2 separate regions of the Homo sapiens genome follow, and region 2 is linked to region 1. The links are chromatin loops, found by intact Hi-C in ENCODE. Cell type or tissue: IMR-90. All regions are shown on one strand.

Evidence for each region. Hi-C counts contacts between places; a loop is a spot of excess contacts. Peaks named below come from ENCODE experiments on the same cell type or tissue, not always from the same donor. Only the 100,000 strongest peaks of a DNase experiment are listed, where the experiment ranks them.
Region 2: a loop joins it to region 1, with 9 times the contacts of the local background. A loop is called at or near these places in 14 of 110 quality-filtered maps.

The regions. Positions count from the first base shown.
Region 1 is chr7:32,068,214-32,076,213 of GRCh38, forward strand. It overlaps PDE1C (phosphodiesterase 1C), which reads right to left and starts at 2,194. Exons shown (of 18, transcript NM_001191057.4): 1 at 2,080-2,194. The coding sequence starts at 2,180. In IMR-90, a CTCF peak has its summit at 4,380; no DNase peak of the experiment used is centred here; H3K4me3 peaks cover 3,559 bases; H3K27ac peaks cover 1,921 bases.
Region 2 is chr7:31,739,596-31,747,595 of GRCh38, forward strand. It overlaps a transcript of PDE1C not described here. Among named protein-coding and RNA genes, the nearest start is that of PPP1R17, 56 kb to the left of the region's middle. In IMR-90, a CTCF peak has its summit at 4,881 (motif pointing right); a DNase peak (open chromatin) is centred at 4,886.

The DNA.
Region 1 (8,000 bases):
GACAATCTGTTGTGTGGACAAATATGCACACACCCTTCCTTCCCCTAAGGGTTTCTATTTTGTGGACGGCAAAGTGTTATTCCAAGTTGTGGACTGCAAAAATGTTATTCCAAGTTGTATAAAAGAGTGTGTGCTTTGGTTTCCAGAGTCTTTAGCTATTTATTCTAGCACTGCTGTTATGTTTAAAAAGAAGAAGAAGAAGAAGTGGTAAGGATCACATACTGGTAAAAATATGTATAATAATAACAAATAATAGCATCTCCTTTTCAAATTAGAAAGTGAAGCTATAATCACCCCACACTTTTCATGTTCAAAAGCACTAGGTTCTGAGTAGATACAAGAGACTAGAAAATGAAAATGTAGTTACATTACACTGCAACACCTTGGAGAGAGAAGCCTAGCAGATATGAAACTGAGAAAGCTACACGACGCAGTGTTGTAAGTGCTAATGCTTTTCCACACAAGTTCCCGCCTCAGCATTGCTGATTTGACCAAACACTTGTCTCTAGCCCAAATGTCTCCATGGAGTCGGTTTAAATTGAAAAGCAGTCCAAGAGAAGAAGTTCCTGGGTGTATGGATATGAATCCCTCTAGTCAGCATGGCAAGGAATCCAGCTCGACAACGCTTTCACATTATACACTTTGGGCCCAGACTTTGTGGACACAACAAACTTTCTGTGTGCAGCACAATACAATCGGACGTAATGTTCACTAAATATAACATGAGATTACTGTAAACACCACTCCGAGAGCTGCTGCGTTGCAGGCATCTAAACTGTCAGGAAAGCCTGCCAGCCAGAGACAAGGTTTCCAAATAAATTTACAGTCTCCACTAGCGGTGGCTAGACAAGTCAAAAATCAAATTATTTGGCATGGTTTCCCATTGAAATCAATGGCAATGAAGCTCACTTGGACTATATATGGAATGGCTTTTATAAATTGCACCTGTCAATAAGGACCCCTTAAAGAAACACATACTACCTTAATGCTTCTCCTTAGAAACTTTGAATATCAAGCTAACTTAGATCAACACATTTTTTATTTGTCTTTTGTTTGTGTGTGTGCTTTCAAAAACAATAACAGCAGCAAAACAAACAAACTGGCAGGAAGCTGGTTTTCCCATCAGTGCCCTTGTTAGAAACAGAATGTCTAGAGAATATGCTTGGAGAAAAGCCATATTTTTAAACCACACTAGATATCTGATGCCAAATGACTGATGAAAGTAGTATCTAGTAGTAATGGAAGGTGTCTTTGGGACCTGCCCAGTGACTGAGGAGCAAGCTGTGAATATACAGCTATCCCTCAAGCTCCTGACTGGAGTGACCAGCAGTTCACTGATGATGAAATATTTTTACAGAAAATACCATGTATTTTCAGGTCACCTCTCCTCAGTACCCAAAAACAGACAGAACCCAATGAAGTGAATGAAATTCAGAGATCTCCATCCATCAGGGCAACTAGAATTCTGGCCACTCTATTTCATTGTTCAAATATTGCAAGAAAACCCCAATATCGTTTCTGCCCCCCCTTTCTCCACAAGAGCCTTTCCTTCTAGTAAACATTTCTCCACCAAAAAGAACCCCAGGAAATATCAGAAGTTCGACTGGGCTAAGGAGAGGGAAAAAAGAAATGTAGCAGCCAGAATGCATGTTGAATTTTAACTGTTGGTAAGTTCTTGGACCACCTGCCCAAGTGTATGCAAGCAGTTTGCAGAGAAAAATTCTTCCTTCAATTAAAAGTCCCTGTCTGGGTCTCAAACTTTTCTCCCTGGGCAAAAAGGATCAGAAACACCTCATTGAGTATTGGGCCACCATAACTGACTCATCAAAGGACATCTCTCCTTCCCCCCAAAAAAGCATGACTTGGAACAGCAAGGCATTCTAAGACAGAAAGACAACCCTCTCTGTGTTGGAAGAAAAGTAGCAGTGACTGTAATTAACAGAGCAGCAGTTGTGGAACTTCTAGGGTTGTATTTAAAGGCCCATGCAGGAACAGGGTGAGCAGTCGTGACTGCGGCTGTGTGGTAAAATAAGGATGGGAGCGGGAAATGGGGCAGGAGAAGTAAATAGGTATACTTACAGCCCGCGGAGCCGAAGCCAGATTTTCTCGATCTGTTCCGGTTGCAGGTATTTCAGAGAGTTGCTCTCAAATTCTTCAATCTCCTTGGTTGGCGACTCCATAGCTGCAGGTAGGTGACCACTGGCGGTGAAGCTGAGATAGTTTGGGCTGTCCCCTCCCCGTCTCCTCGCCCAGCTCGCGATGCCCAGCCAGGCGCGGCGCGCGTTTGCCCGGCACTTTCTCGGCGCGCTCCCCCTTCTGCGCCCCCAGACTCCGACTTAGAGCGGACTCCGATCGCGGCAAACCATGGCCCCAGGTGCGCTCCGGAGGCAGCTGCGGGAACCAGCCATGGTCCCGGGCTAATGCCCAGGGATAAGCACAGGGATAGGGATAGAGATAGGGATTGGGATTGGACTCCAGCTCCAAGAGAAAGCACCTCGGGTCTATTCGTATTCTCCCCCTACCCCCAAACAAAGCCACAGAAGCGATCAGCGCGCAGCTAAAGGGTTTGGAGGTGAAAAGGAGGGCTGGGTGGGGAGGAGAGAAAGTGAGAAGGGAGAGAAAAGCGGCGGCTGAGCAAAGCGGGAGCCGGCGCGGGCGGTGGGGCCTGACCCGGACGCCGCGCACCCGGCTCCGCCCCGCGCCCAGCGCCCCGCTCACTCCCTGGCCGCGCCTGCCTTCGCGCCCCTCTGTTTTCTCTCACTTACCAGCAGCTCTGCTGACAAGCGAGAAAACTGACAAGTGAGAAAAGTCGTCTGTCAGCGCCCGGGCTGGTGTCTGGGCTGTCACCGCGGGCGCGGAGGGAGGGGCGCGCGGGCACCGCCGTCTGCCGGGCACACGCTGGGCTCCGACCCCGGCCGGGCACACTCACCCCCGCAGGGCAGCCGCGGCCACCACCGACCTGCGGAGCTGCGTGGGCTTCCGGAACCCTCACCTCAACAAGAGCTCGGCTCCGCGCGCAAGTAGGAGGGAAGGGAAATCCTTATCCTCCCGGGGCCAGGGCACGCAGAAGCCGCGAGGCTTCGCGGAGGTTGGGCCTGGAGGTCCCCCACAGCCTCACTCTCGCACCCGCCACAGAACCGGATCCATTTTGAAATATTGAAGCGACTGATGGGGACGAAGGGAACCACACACCACACTCAAAAACTCTTGATGTTTTCTTGCTAAAGGGGCTCTCTCGCTCGCGCTCTCTCTCCTCCCTCATTCCCTCCCTCCCTCCCTTTCACCCCCCCACCCCCATCTCTCTCTCTTGTGCGGAAGAAAAGGAGAAAATATACCAATAGTGAGGAGGTAAGTTTCTTCAGATCAATATCACACGCTACTCAAGAGGGTCCCTCCTGGGTGCTGGCTGGGCGGCTGTGGATGGTGACAAAGTTTCAGCTCCACAAAGCTGCAACTCACTGTCAGGGTTCCCCTAGTTCATGAACAATGTCAATAAGGTAGAATGCTCTGGAAGAACGGGACCAGGTATGAAGTTGGGAGTCAGGGAGGGAGGACAGATGAAGAGAGGAACCAAAGACTGGGGGAATCCATGCCCAAGATGATTGCAAGCGACATCACAGAAGGGTCCGTCAAACTTCCTTCTAGGTGAAGCCACCACCAGGGGCTATTTCAAACCTGGCTCTCAGGGTTCCTGAGATTCAGGGTGGGGCATGCCCTATACAGTATTTTTCCTCAATGACAGGTAATACTTCTTTCCATCACACTCTCAGAATTATTTTCCTATCTATTAGATGATTACCTGCTTCCCAAAAGCATGATAAACTTAGAAGTGAGGACTAGTTTCTCTTCACTGCTCAAGTAAAGTTCCATTCACCTGACCTTAACAAAGGAATAAAATGGTCTCTAAATCATAAATGCTCACCCACTTCATAATTGGCATTCATTTTCCAGAACTTAGAGGTGAGAGTGATGAGGATGCTTGGCTGGCCCCATGCATTCTAGCAGAGAAGGTAGTAACTCAAGGTAAGACAAAAGACCTGTTTGATGAAAAACGACTTACCTACTCACCTGCCAGGTAAATCTGAAGTCGCCCCATTAAAGGCAGCCTTTTAAGGTTTATGGAGGCGCATATATTTTCACTGAGTTAAGGTATTATTACTAGGCAATGGTAACATTAAGCAATATTTTAACATGGAGTTCATCTATCTGAATAAAACCAATTACCCTTCCAGTGTCACCCAGCAGAGAAACAGTGCCCTGGGGAAATAGAATGTCACAAGAGGAAATTTTTATAGTGACGTGTTTTGAGAATGGAAGACAGCAGCATGGTCCCCAAATGGGGTATTTCCATTAGTGTGTGCACCTTGGGCAGCCTGCTGGCACCATGTGGAAGTACAATAATGATAATAACAGCAAACAAGTGTCAGAAACTTTCCATAGCCCAAGCATTGTTCTAAGTGTTCTACTCTCATGTAATACTCGAGACTATTCTATGAGGTAGATACTATTATTATCATCCCCATTTTACAGTAAGAAAACTGAAGCACCAGGAGGCTTCCTAGACCAACTAGAGAGAAAACTGAACTAGAAAAGACCAGAGTTTGAGTTATGGCTGATTACCTTATCCTATACAAATACATCCCCCTCACAGAGTCCCATTTTCCACATCTATAAAGTGATACATTTAGGCAAAAATATTTTTATGTTGTTTTCAGCTTTATGATTCATTGAGGTCATCTGGAGAGACTTGGAAAAAGAAATTGCTGAAAAGAGAGACGAATAATGCTGAATTCACATTTTAACTATGTCATAGTTTCTCTAAGTACTGGCCTAGGATGAAAATATACAAAGGAATATTAAGCATGATACTTACCTTTCACTCCATACCACATCTATGACTTTTTCCTACTCTTAGTGGAATTTTGATTGTCAGAGAAAAGCAAATTTTGGAAGAAAAAGGAAAGAAATCGACTTTTGCTGCAATTAAGCAAATCAGAGAGAAAAGAGCAAAAACATTTTTTTTAAGTTTTTGAAGCTAGATTTTGTTTCATTTGAGAAAATTTCTTACAAAATTAATGTGTATTAGAAAGTCAGGAAAAATATAACTTTGCTTTATCTACAGCCATAATAGTCTTTAGAGCAGGAAGGAGCCCAAAAGACAACACAGTTTGGAGGTTTTCAAATTTTTGAAGCAACAGAATATTTTATTTTAAATAATATAAGGAACTCAAATGCATAACTCAGCTTTAAAAAATAAAGATAGAGTGGCTCCAGTTGAATGGGGAAGGGAAGTAGTTAGTTCTCAAGTACAGAGTCCACCTCTGCCTCCTCTTTACCCCAGCTCTTAGTGCCCAATGCTCCCACTTTACAGATGAGAAAACTGAGGCCAAAATACCACAAAACAACTAAGGATTCCTTGCTCCTAAACCACATTAGAAAACAACTTTGTCTTCTCTCTGCCAACAAAATACTACTATTTTTAGATGCACCATGTTACTACGTCACTCAGATTGTGTTCTCTCTTCATCTATCACAGCCAAAGTATGCTTGATAGTTGCAGCAACACCACAAGCCACAATTTCTACTAGCATTCTGCTCAGAGGCAAGCAAAAAGAAACAGATGCAAATAGACCTGGAAACAAAAGGTCTAAGAAAACACAAAGCCACTCACAACTTTGCTTTACAGTTTAATTTCCTTTGTTTCTTCCTAACCCAGATTTTTCAGTAAAACTGTTTAGGAAACATTACATGGTCAAACATCACTAAATGCATATAGACATGCATACATACATACATATATATATATGCACAGGCACATATACATTCATGTATGCATGCATACATACATATAACCAACAATTTAAAGTACTCCTGCAAATTCACACAGAGTAACTAAGTCTATGGACTAGCCAACCTCTGCACTGTCAGAATTAAGTATCACAAAAGATTAGGAAGAAAGTGAGCTACCTGTCCCAGAGTTCAAGGGGAAGCTAGATGTTAATCTGATAAAAAAAAATAGGAATCAGGCTTTGAAGGCATGAGAATGACCCCCCTGGTCTCTTTCATTGCTAAGATTTCATGGTTCATTTATAATCACAATAACCACATCTACCACCCTACCAGTTTTTGAGAACTATCATTTGCCAAGCACCATGGCAGGCACATCACAGGTTGATCCATTTCATCCCCAACAAAATACTTTAGCATAGTTTAATTATGCTCATTTACAAGTAAAGACAGAAAGGGCTCCCAATGGTCAGATAACTTCTGCAAAGACATACAGCTAATACATGGCACAGCAGGTTCCAAACCCAGACCAAAAGGCAAAGCTCATGTTCTCTTGCCTTTGCTATACCACCTCCCTGCAGACACGCAAAAACTCTAGTAAAGAGGTATATAATAGAGAAGGTACGGAAAGGAGCAGGAGCATGGATGAGGGGATCATTCATGCTGTGGGGAAATTAGGAAGGCTTCATAGTGAAGGTGACATTTGAACTGGATCTTGAAAGTAGGTGGAGTAGAAATTGTTTGCATGAAAGGTGGGTGGAGGCAGGTGATTCCAGAGAGAGGGCACTGCATGAAAAGAGGCACAGAAACATGGTAACGGGTAGGGTGTCCTGCAATCCACAAACGTTTTGTGTGGTGTGTCTGTGAATGTGACACGGAACAGAAAGAGAAAATGCTGGAATGATCAGCCATTCTCTTGTTGTCATGGAAGAAGCTTGGGCTCTCTCCTATAGATGTCAGGGAGCCATGGGCACATCTAAACAGTGAGAGGCATGGCCACATGTGGAGGGTACCTGCTGCCCTGAATATGCCAAGGGCATTGTGCACAGAGGTCAGCTCTCCAGGAAGCTGCCACAGGAGCATGCAACAACTATGGTGCAAATGATAACCAGGGCTGCAGAAGAGAAATCCAGTGACCAACTGCAAACAAGCTCCTCCGCTTACAAACAAGGAAGAGTAGAAAAAGGAAAATAGGCAAATCAGAAAGAGCAAAGCTTTTTTTCTTTCAGCTATGAGATGATGACTACTTGCTTTGACCTCCATGAAGCCAGCCTATGCCCTTGATCCATTTTTCACGACTTGGCAGTGGCATCATGAAGAGAGTCTGTTGAGGGGGAAATTCTGGAGACACATTTAGGACATCAGAAGTAGCACCACCAGGCACAGCAGCCCCTCCTCCCCGCCCACACCAGATGTGAGGCGGCCCCCACAATGTTCTGTCAACAGAGGCTGTTCTCTCTCACTGGCTTCCTTTGTGGGGAAAGGGGCCTCTTTGGCGACACTGTTACCCTGCTTCTCCCTCTGACGTCTTTTTCTGTTTGATTTTATAATTTGGGGCAGACTCTGTCTCAGGAACCACCTTCCCTAGAAAAAAGAGGTGAAAGAAAAGGCAGAGGACTGGCTAAGCCCAGAGGTACCCCCACTCTAGCCCCCCTCTGAAATGGGGCTCTGAATAGCCAGAATCTCAACTACATTACCAAGTAGTGGCCCAGAGAAGTGAGAAGACAAAGAGATAGAAGAGATAGGGCAGCTCAGGGGCAGCCCGATGTAGTCTGCATGTGACCCACAGTTTCTGCGCCTCTCTCTGCCAGGATCCTTCAGTTGCTCCCACAAGAGAAGCTTACATAATCCTTCCGATAGAGGTGGCACAGGCAAAGGAAAGGACTTGGAGTGGTACTGCCTCACCACGCCACCTAGGATAAGACCCTTCTCTTGTTTGGCCATGGTTGGGTTGGGCTCAGGGACCTCTGGATCCCTTTCCAATGCTCACATACCCTAATGTTCCATCAACAGAGGCATGGTTAGTCTGGCCTGGGCTAACCAAGCTTTTCACGGACCCAAAAAAGCTGCAGGAAAACCTGAGTCTGCCCCCGCAGGCCAGATTTGACTATAATAGACATAACCTAGATTGTCCAACCAGAACCATGGACCCCATACCTATGGATAGAGTGATTGGTCCAGGGGGTGATATGTGACTGAAACAGATCTGGTCC
Region 2 (8,000 bases), 330 kb before region 1:
AGGTCACACAGCTAGCAAGCCATGGAGCTACAGAATAAGTTCAATAATGGAGGTGTGCTCAGAAGCCCAGTGCACGAGTGGAGGTCCTCCTTATGGTCACGTAGAAGCACACTCTCAGTGCAGGAAAGGGAACCAGTTTGGTGAACACTCAGTCAGTGTTGCCCTCTCCCCCAACTAAACAAAAATGTAAAACCCTAGAATTAGTGTCCTCACCCAAGGAGAACCAATTAGGCACCCAAAATGGTGGTCTCAAACAGCAGTCTGCAAATGGGATTTGCCCACCATGTGGATCATGAACTTTCAGAGGGCACATTGACGTAGAACACTTTAAATAATTTAGTTTCCTAATTTTTGACTTTACTTTCTCTCTCTTTCCCAAAACCGATCTGCCTGAGAACTGGCCTACACGTTCATGCAGGCTGTCATTTCCTATCTTACCTTTTCCCACTCTACAAAAGGAAGGCATGCCATGAAATACTGGCTGTGTAAGCCTCTCTAGCACTTGTCTCCCCATGTCTTGCACCTTTTGCTCTGAAGGGCTAGAATGTGGCATTTCCACTCTCTTTGAGCTGCCCTCATGGGATTCCTTTGGATGGCAATGGGCTCTTTGCTGCTATTTAGGGAATTCTGCAAACAAAGTCACCCACTATGCCACCCTCCAACATGACACAAGAAAAATAACAATATTGGCAAAGGTGTGTTATAACTAATGTTTCTTTTTTTCCAAGCAGTGAATGACTAACATACATATGTTATGTATACACATGCAGACAGGCACATATAGATATCTAATTTATAATCATTTGATGAGTCTAAGTAAGACTTTTAGTGCACTTTAAAAAATTGAGAAAGTGCATGATTCAAATGCCTGGGTTATAAATCCTTCTCCAACTCAAGTAGTTTCCAATTCTTCACTTATAACAAAATTGAAATAAGATCTATTTAAGCTGTCAGAATGCTAGATTACCATGTGCTTATTTTTGACACATTACCCAAAGAGAGTTCAAAGATTTAAGGAACATTACTATAATAAAACTTCTTCTATTTCCATATCCTTATTTATGTGAACTAGTTTTCTCAATGCTAAAAATGAAACATCATATCATTCTAGCAATAAATAATATATGGCAATGGATTCATGTACTAATTGAGGAAAAATGCCTCACTATCTCATCAAGGATTGCATTTTCAGGCCAGGCACGGTGGCTTACATCTGTAATCTCAGCACTTTGGGAGGCTGAGGAAGAAGGATCATTTTAAGTCAGGAGTTTGAGACCAGCCTGGGAAACGTAGCAAGACCCTGTCTCTACAAAAAACTGAAAAATTAGCCAGGAGTGATGGTACATGCCTGTAGTCCCAGCTACTCAGGAGGCTGAAGTGGGAGGATCTCTTGAGTCTAGGAGTTTGAGGCTGCAGTGATCATGCCACTGCACTCCAGCCTGGCCAACAGACAAAGACCCTGTCTCAAAAAAAAAAAAAATAGAATTGCATATTGTACATTTTATGTTTACTAATTTGTTTAACGATATTTATAATATAATGTTGTTTTGATCTTTTAGTCTCAGCTTTGTGGTGCTGTGACTTTTCACCTTTTTTATTTCTATTTTTCTTTATATTTTATCTTTCCTGAGTATTATTACTTATGAGAAATTTGGAAAGTCTACATAAGGTGATGGTAACTAGATTAACTGGTTTTAGCTGAATTTTACATCTTTCTAAAGTTTCATAATATATACCTTACCTTATCCAGCTTCAATCCTTTACCATATTTTAACTTCATATTTTTAATCTTTAACTGTTCCTATTCTAAAATAAATTTATCCACTCAATTATGTGCAGTATTATCAATTTTCTCATTCCTTTCCTTAACTAATATAATCTCTCAAATTGTTACATTATTTCACTTTTCTCTAAATTTCATTCTACTATGTTTTAACTGCTTTGTATCTTATTTTTCACTTTAATTTTCACATGTATTTTCAGTTATTTTTACCCATTTTCATCTTCTTTAGACTTCTAACAAGGTTCTGGTGACTGGGTTTTATTCCAGCCTATATTTTACCTGCCTGTAGCAAGAAAGTTTTGTCTTCCTTTTAGGCAGTTACAGACATATTCTCCCAGAATGTGGCTCATCATAGGGATCAGGAAGAAATGAGCTTACCTAGGGATGAAGACAAGCTTTGGTATGACTGGCATGAAAGGCATAAGGGGTGGAAAATGGCTGTGGCTGCAGAAGATACTGGGGAGGGAGGCAGGGACCAGGTCCCATGTGCCCCAATTCTCTTCCTGCAGCCTCCCCAGAGTTAACAACTTCTGTTTTCACAGCTCAGGCATAGCCCTCATCACATTGTTTGCTAGCTATTTGCTCCTAAAACTATCTGCCCACTGGATGAGAGCTCCGGAGACCTAAGACTGTGTTTTAGTCACTGCTGCATTCTTAGCACCTGAAACAGGAAAGGAATTTGACCAATATTATTGAACAAAGGAATGAATCAGTGGTATTCTAGATCAGGAATAAAGGCATGAAGAAAGAGAATGAGACTGGTACACATTTGTGGACAATGAGTACACGCATCCTGCACATTCCAGTAAGAAAACAATAAAGAACAAACGTCCCATCGGACTTCCACTTGCTCATGAAGACCCTGAGTCCTGTGCTCTTCCGGCACTAACCAGTTTGTAACATAAACTCAGAAGCCAACACTTTCCTAAAGCCATTTGCTGATGGCTGCCTAGACTATGCAGTTTCTGTTTCTTTTAATAACTACAAGTTTCTTATGAATTAGAGCCTTGGGACTACATTTTAACCGAATTCAAGCAGCACAAGCCAGCTGTGGTGGTGCACACCTGAAGTCCCAGCAACTTGGGAGGCTGAGGCGGGAGGATCCCTTGAACCCAGGTGTGTTCGAGGCCACCCTGGGCAGCACAAGGAGACCCTATCTCTAAAATTATTTTCTAAAGCAGCACTTGCCAATCTTCCTTCACTGAAACACCACACTGGTGTTACATTCTCCCCTAAGATCTTTGCGTTCCACATTCTCAAAGATTAATTCACGGAACCCACCTAGGCCACCAAAAGTCATGATAAATATAGTTGAGGGGGAGGACAGGTGGACCAGGAACATTTGGAAATTGTGTAGTGTGGTCCTTTTGAAGTTTCTAGTTCTATTTTGAACCTTCTTCTGAGCACCTGGCCAGCCAATCAAACTGCTCACTGTGTGTCTTATAAACTCTGCAAATGCAAAACTGTTTTCTATTCTGTCCCCAGTGTGGTCCCTCTTCACCTTCCCCACCCTACTCCAATGATCTCTCAGTAATCAGTGCCTACATTCGCCCTCACTGGTGCCCAAACTCTCTTCAACTCTCTATCCAAATTCTGTTGATTCTACTTCCCAAGTTCATAACAAATCTACTATCTCTCTATTTCCAATGCCACCCCCTAGTCTGGCCTCAATTCCTCCCTATCTCTATAGTTTTTTTGTTGTTGTTGTTATTGACTTCTTAATTTTTTCTCCTACCCTCTACCAATCCATCTCCATTTGGCAGCCACAGCAATCTTTGTGAAATATGACTTTTATCCTGCTGGGATCCTGCTAAGTCTTTGTAAAAACTATTTTCATTACATTTAATATCAAGTCTAATCCATAACATGATGTAGCCCTTGCTTATCCTGAGAGTCTCATCTTATGCCAGCCTCCTAGTTGTTCACTCTGCAACCATAACACGGGCCTTCTTCGGATCAAAAGTGTATGCTCTTTGCTCCCGCTCTTCCCCCTCCTTGGAATGTGCTTATCTGTCCTTCAGATGCCTGAGGCTGCAGCCCTGCCACAAGTAAGACAGGAGAGTCAATAGGAGTATAAGAAAAAATGACAGTTTCCACTTCAGAGGACGCTAGAACCATGCTGTCAATGACTGAAGTCATAAAACCACATCAGCATTGAGAAGTTCGCTGGAGGATGCAGTGTGTGTGTGTGTGTGCGCACACACACACACACACACCAATTCTGTTCTGCAAAAAAGTAAAATAAAACTAATGTGTAAGCATTTCACTCAAATTTCAGGGAAGCAGGGTTTTCTACTTAATTAGAAACTGGCTTCTGGAGTAACAACAGAAATACTAACTTAACAGCAACTTAAAGAAATAATAGGGGTTTATTTTTCTCATACAGTAGTAACTCCCAAGAAGTCAGCCAGGGCTGGTGTAGCAGTTCAGTAATTTAATTGGAGCCCAGGCAAATTCAGTCTTTCTGCTCTGCCACATAGAGCATGTCAGATTTCATTTCCATGATTGTCATGAACTCATGGGCTGCTATATCTCCAGGCTCAAGTGGGCACTCCAGGCAGGAAAAGGAGAACTGGAAGAGGCTGCCCCCAGATGTAGGACAACTGGGAAGTTGAGTGTTTAGTGTTTACAGCTTCTCTAGAAGAGACAGGCGGGGGAACAGCCTTAGAAATGGAAGTTGGGTCAGCATTAGCATACTAAGATTAATAAATATACATTAATGGTGCTGTAGTCATTATTATTTCCATATGTAAAATATCATGGATATTGTCATTTATTTAGAGTTCTGTCTTTATTATATTTACTATGATTCCTACAGTTCCTCTCACACTATTTCCCTGAGCTCTATTTTCTTCACAGATTAAGGTTTCTTTATGTAGACAAACACACACACACACACACATACACCTAAACAATATGAGTTTTCAAGAAGCTAATCCCTGTGTTTGATGAAGAAACAAACCTATACAGAAATGTAGTGAATGAAAATGGTATACTTCACAACCTGCTTGCACTTTTGAAATCTAAGACTACATTCATCCAGCTAAAAACTACCTTGAAGGATTCCCTGAAACTCATGCCTCTACAGGACACCAGGTGGCAGTGCAGCCTAAGAAGTGACTGTGAGCGTATCAGGTGCGATCTGTTGCTTGAGTACATCAAATTAAATAAACCAGTATAATTTTTTGCGTGCCTATGGAAACCTTTGAGCCACTTAATCATCATGGCTTCAATCTCATTTCTAGAAATGATCAAGGCATGATATGCCCTTTCAGTGACACCATTGTATGTGGCTTATTAACATTCAAATTCTTTTAAGATGGGAGGCAGTTCATAGAAAACACAACTGTGCTATCTAACACAACATCTCCCAAGGCATTTTAGCCTAGTTTAGTAAGTGGTGAGATCACACTCTGATATTTGTTTCCAAAATTCGGGAAACTGCAGTACTTTCAGTGGTAGGATGTTTGAGGAAAAGAAAGGTTCAGACAAATTGCCTACTTTTAAAGGTAAGGCTCTAAGGGCTGGAGCTGTGTTCCTCTCTTCACCAGGGATTTTGAATCTTAAAAATATAGCAGAGATATGTGAAGAGCAAAGTAGCTTTTTTTTTTGAAAGATACGACATTTCAATCTTTAAACATAAATTTATTTATCTGGATGAAGTGAGATTTTGGCACATAAAGAGATGTTTAACCAGCACAACAGAGCATTAAGATAAAGGCAAAACTATGCTCTCTCTTCATCTATGGATGCTAATTGATTTTAACAGAATGAAAACTCCAGTGGGTTGGAACCAATTGCCTGGCGCTCTGTGTCGAGAAGGTTTCTGAGACTATTTCTAAGCCTGGTGAGAAAAGTTAGTGATTGTCTGCTGGAAGTGGGAGATGAAGAGTGGTAATATTTTCCCTGAATTTATACATTTCCCATCCCTATCTTGTTTCCATTTGGTACCACATCCTCTCATTACATTTTCAAGGATCTGTTTTACATAAAGCACTATGTTGATCACTACGGAGGATATAGTATGAAAAAGAAATGGGATGGTCCCTGCTCTCCAGGAAATGATAATATAGTAGGAAAGCACCAGGATCTATGTAATTTGTGGGAGAATGATTTAAGTGTCTCAAATAAGTAAAATGAGCATGATGAGGAGTAATCCCAGCAAAAGGCCACTTTTACTTGGAGAGATCAGGGACCAAGTCCCAGAGAAGTTGAAAGTTTATGTGGGGCCTAGGAGAACAACTAAGATTTCCAAAGGCAAAAGGCAAGTAAAAGACATTTAATGAAAATGAAGCCATGTGAACAAAAATGAGAATAGACCTGGCTCAGTCAACAAGCAGCTCCATGTGAAGGTAGGTGGTGCAAAATAGTAATAAGTAATAGATGTCACTTCATGAGAAACTTTGTCCTTTGAAAGTTAGTATATTCCCCATGTATTTATTTATTGAACAGAATTGTCTGGTGATATTTATGTCTTTTTGGCTTAGAATATTTGAATTCAAATGCTTTGCACTCATTTGATCTCTTTATGCTGAGTATGGTGGGCGAGTAGGGGAAAAGAGAGACCTTTGAGCAAGGTGTCAGGAGTACCCAGATCTCTCTGTAAAATGTTCGCTTCTCGTTGACAGGTACTGAGTCTTCTCAGTGACTGAGAGAAGCCCTCTGGGTAAGACAGGAGTGGACAAACTTCTCCAACAGTGGAGAATGCACATGTTGGCAAACTTGTTCTTCATGTTTCTCTTGATAAAGCCTCTGCCACTGGTCACTGGAGGTGGGTTTTCTGGCTCCAGGGGGAGTCTGACATGAGAGGGGATATCTCTCTTGCAATGGAGGGCTGTAATTCCTAAGGAAGGAACCCAGAGGTAGAAGCAGAATCCCAGAGAAGAATCAGTGACAAATGTGAAGATGGATTTGGAGGAATGTAAAAGATAAAGACTTTGAGAATGAGTCACTAGGAAAATGATAGTAGCAATAACAGAAATATAGACGTCAGGGAGAAGACTGTACAAGAGCTGCAGGAGAATATGGGAGTGACACTTACAGCACTCCAAGACACTCAGATGAAGAAGTCCAGCAAGTCATTAGGAGTGCAGGTACAGGACTGAGAGAGTGACAAGGACAAATGCATAGATTCAGAAAGTTCAAGGGGAATGGGCCTGTGGAAATATCACTGTGCTCTGGCAGTTTGGATATCTATCCAAAATAGTTGGATTCCATTGCTGACTTTCTATAAAAATCAAATATAAGTATATTTCAGCAGTAGAAACCGGATATGGTTCAGTGGGGGAAACCAGTTTTAAACATGAGAACACAGCTTCCTCTGAGACTTCAGGGAAGAATGAGAATGGTGTAGAGTCAGATATCCACAGAAGTAGGAAACACAAAAATTAGGGAATTTTTTTTTCCCACATGGACTATGCTGTCGACATGTCCTAATTGAGAGGACAGGGAAAAAAAGCCACAAGTTGGAGAAAGAGCCAACCATTTGGATTAACTGATGAGAGGTGGGGAAGATGCATTCAATGAGCAATGGTGCATGGAGGCCAGAGGTCCAAATGTGTGGGTGGTAATGTCAGCTCTTCTCCTAGAAAGGTAGGTAGGTCTTCTTCTAGAAATGCTTCATGACATGGGTTCAGTAGAGGACACAATCAATCCTGGCCTAAGAGGGAGAGGGAAACTCACAATCCTGAGTGTTGAGAAGAATCATGCCATTGCTGCTGGTCCTGAATTCTATGTTGGATGACAGGAGCATGGTTGAATATGAAAAACTTGTGATGCCAGGGAGCAGGCTCAACAAAGGGGCACACCAGAAAAGTCTGTGTGAACAACACAATGCATGGAAAAAATATATAGCAGTGCAATCAAAGGACCTCAATTGAACCTCCTTTCTACCTTTCCTCACTAGTTCTGCAAACTTTCTGAAAAATTTAACCCATTGGCTAATCAACAATAAGGACAGTAAGTCTTCCCACACAGGTTCATTATAAGAGTTAAAAAATATATTAGCATATATTAAAGTGCCAGGAACCTGGTGGGTTCTCAAAAATTATTACCTGGATTTTGAAACCGACTATGCTAGAGCAGTGTTCTATCATTTCAAATTTTTGCCCACTATGATTGTAATCACCTGATGAGTTCTTCCTACCTCCTGCACAGAAAAAAAAATCAGTCCACTGAGATCTCAGCATTGCAGTAGAGAAAGAGTTTAACTGACACA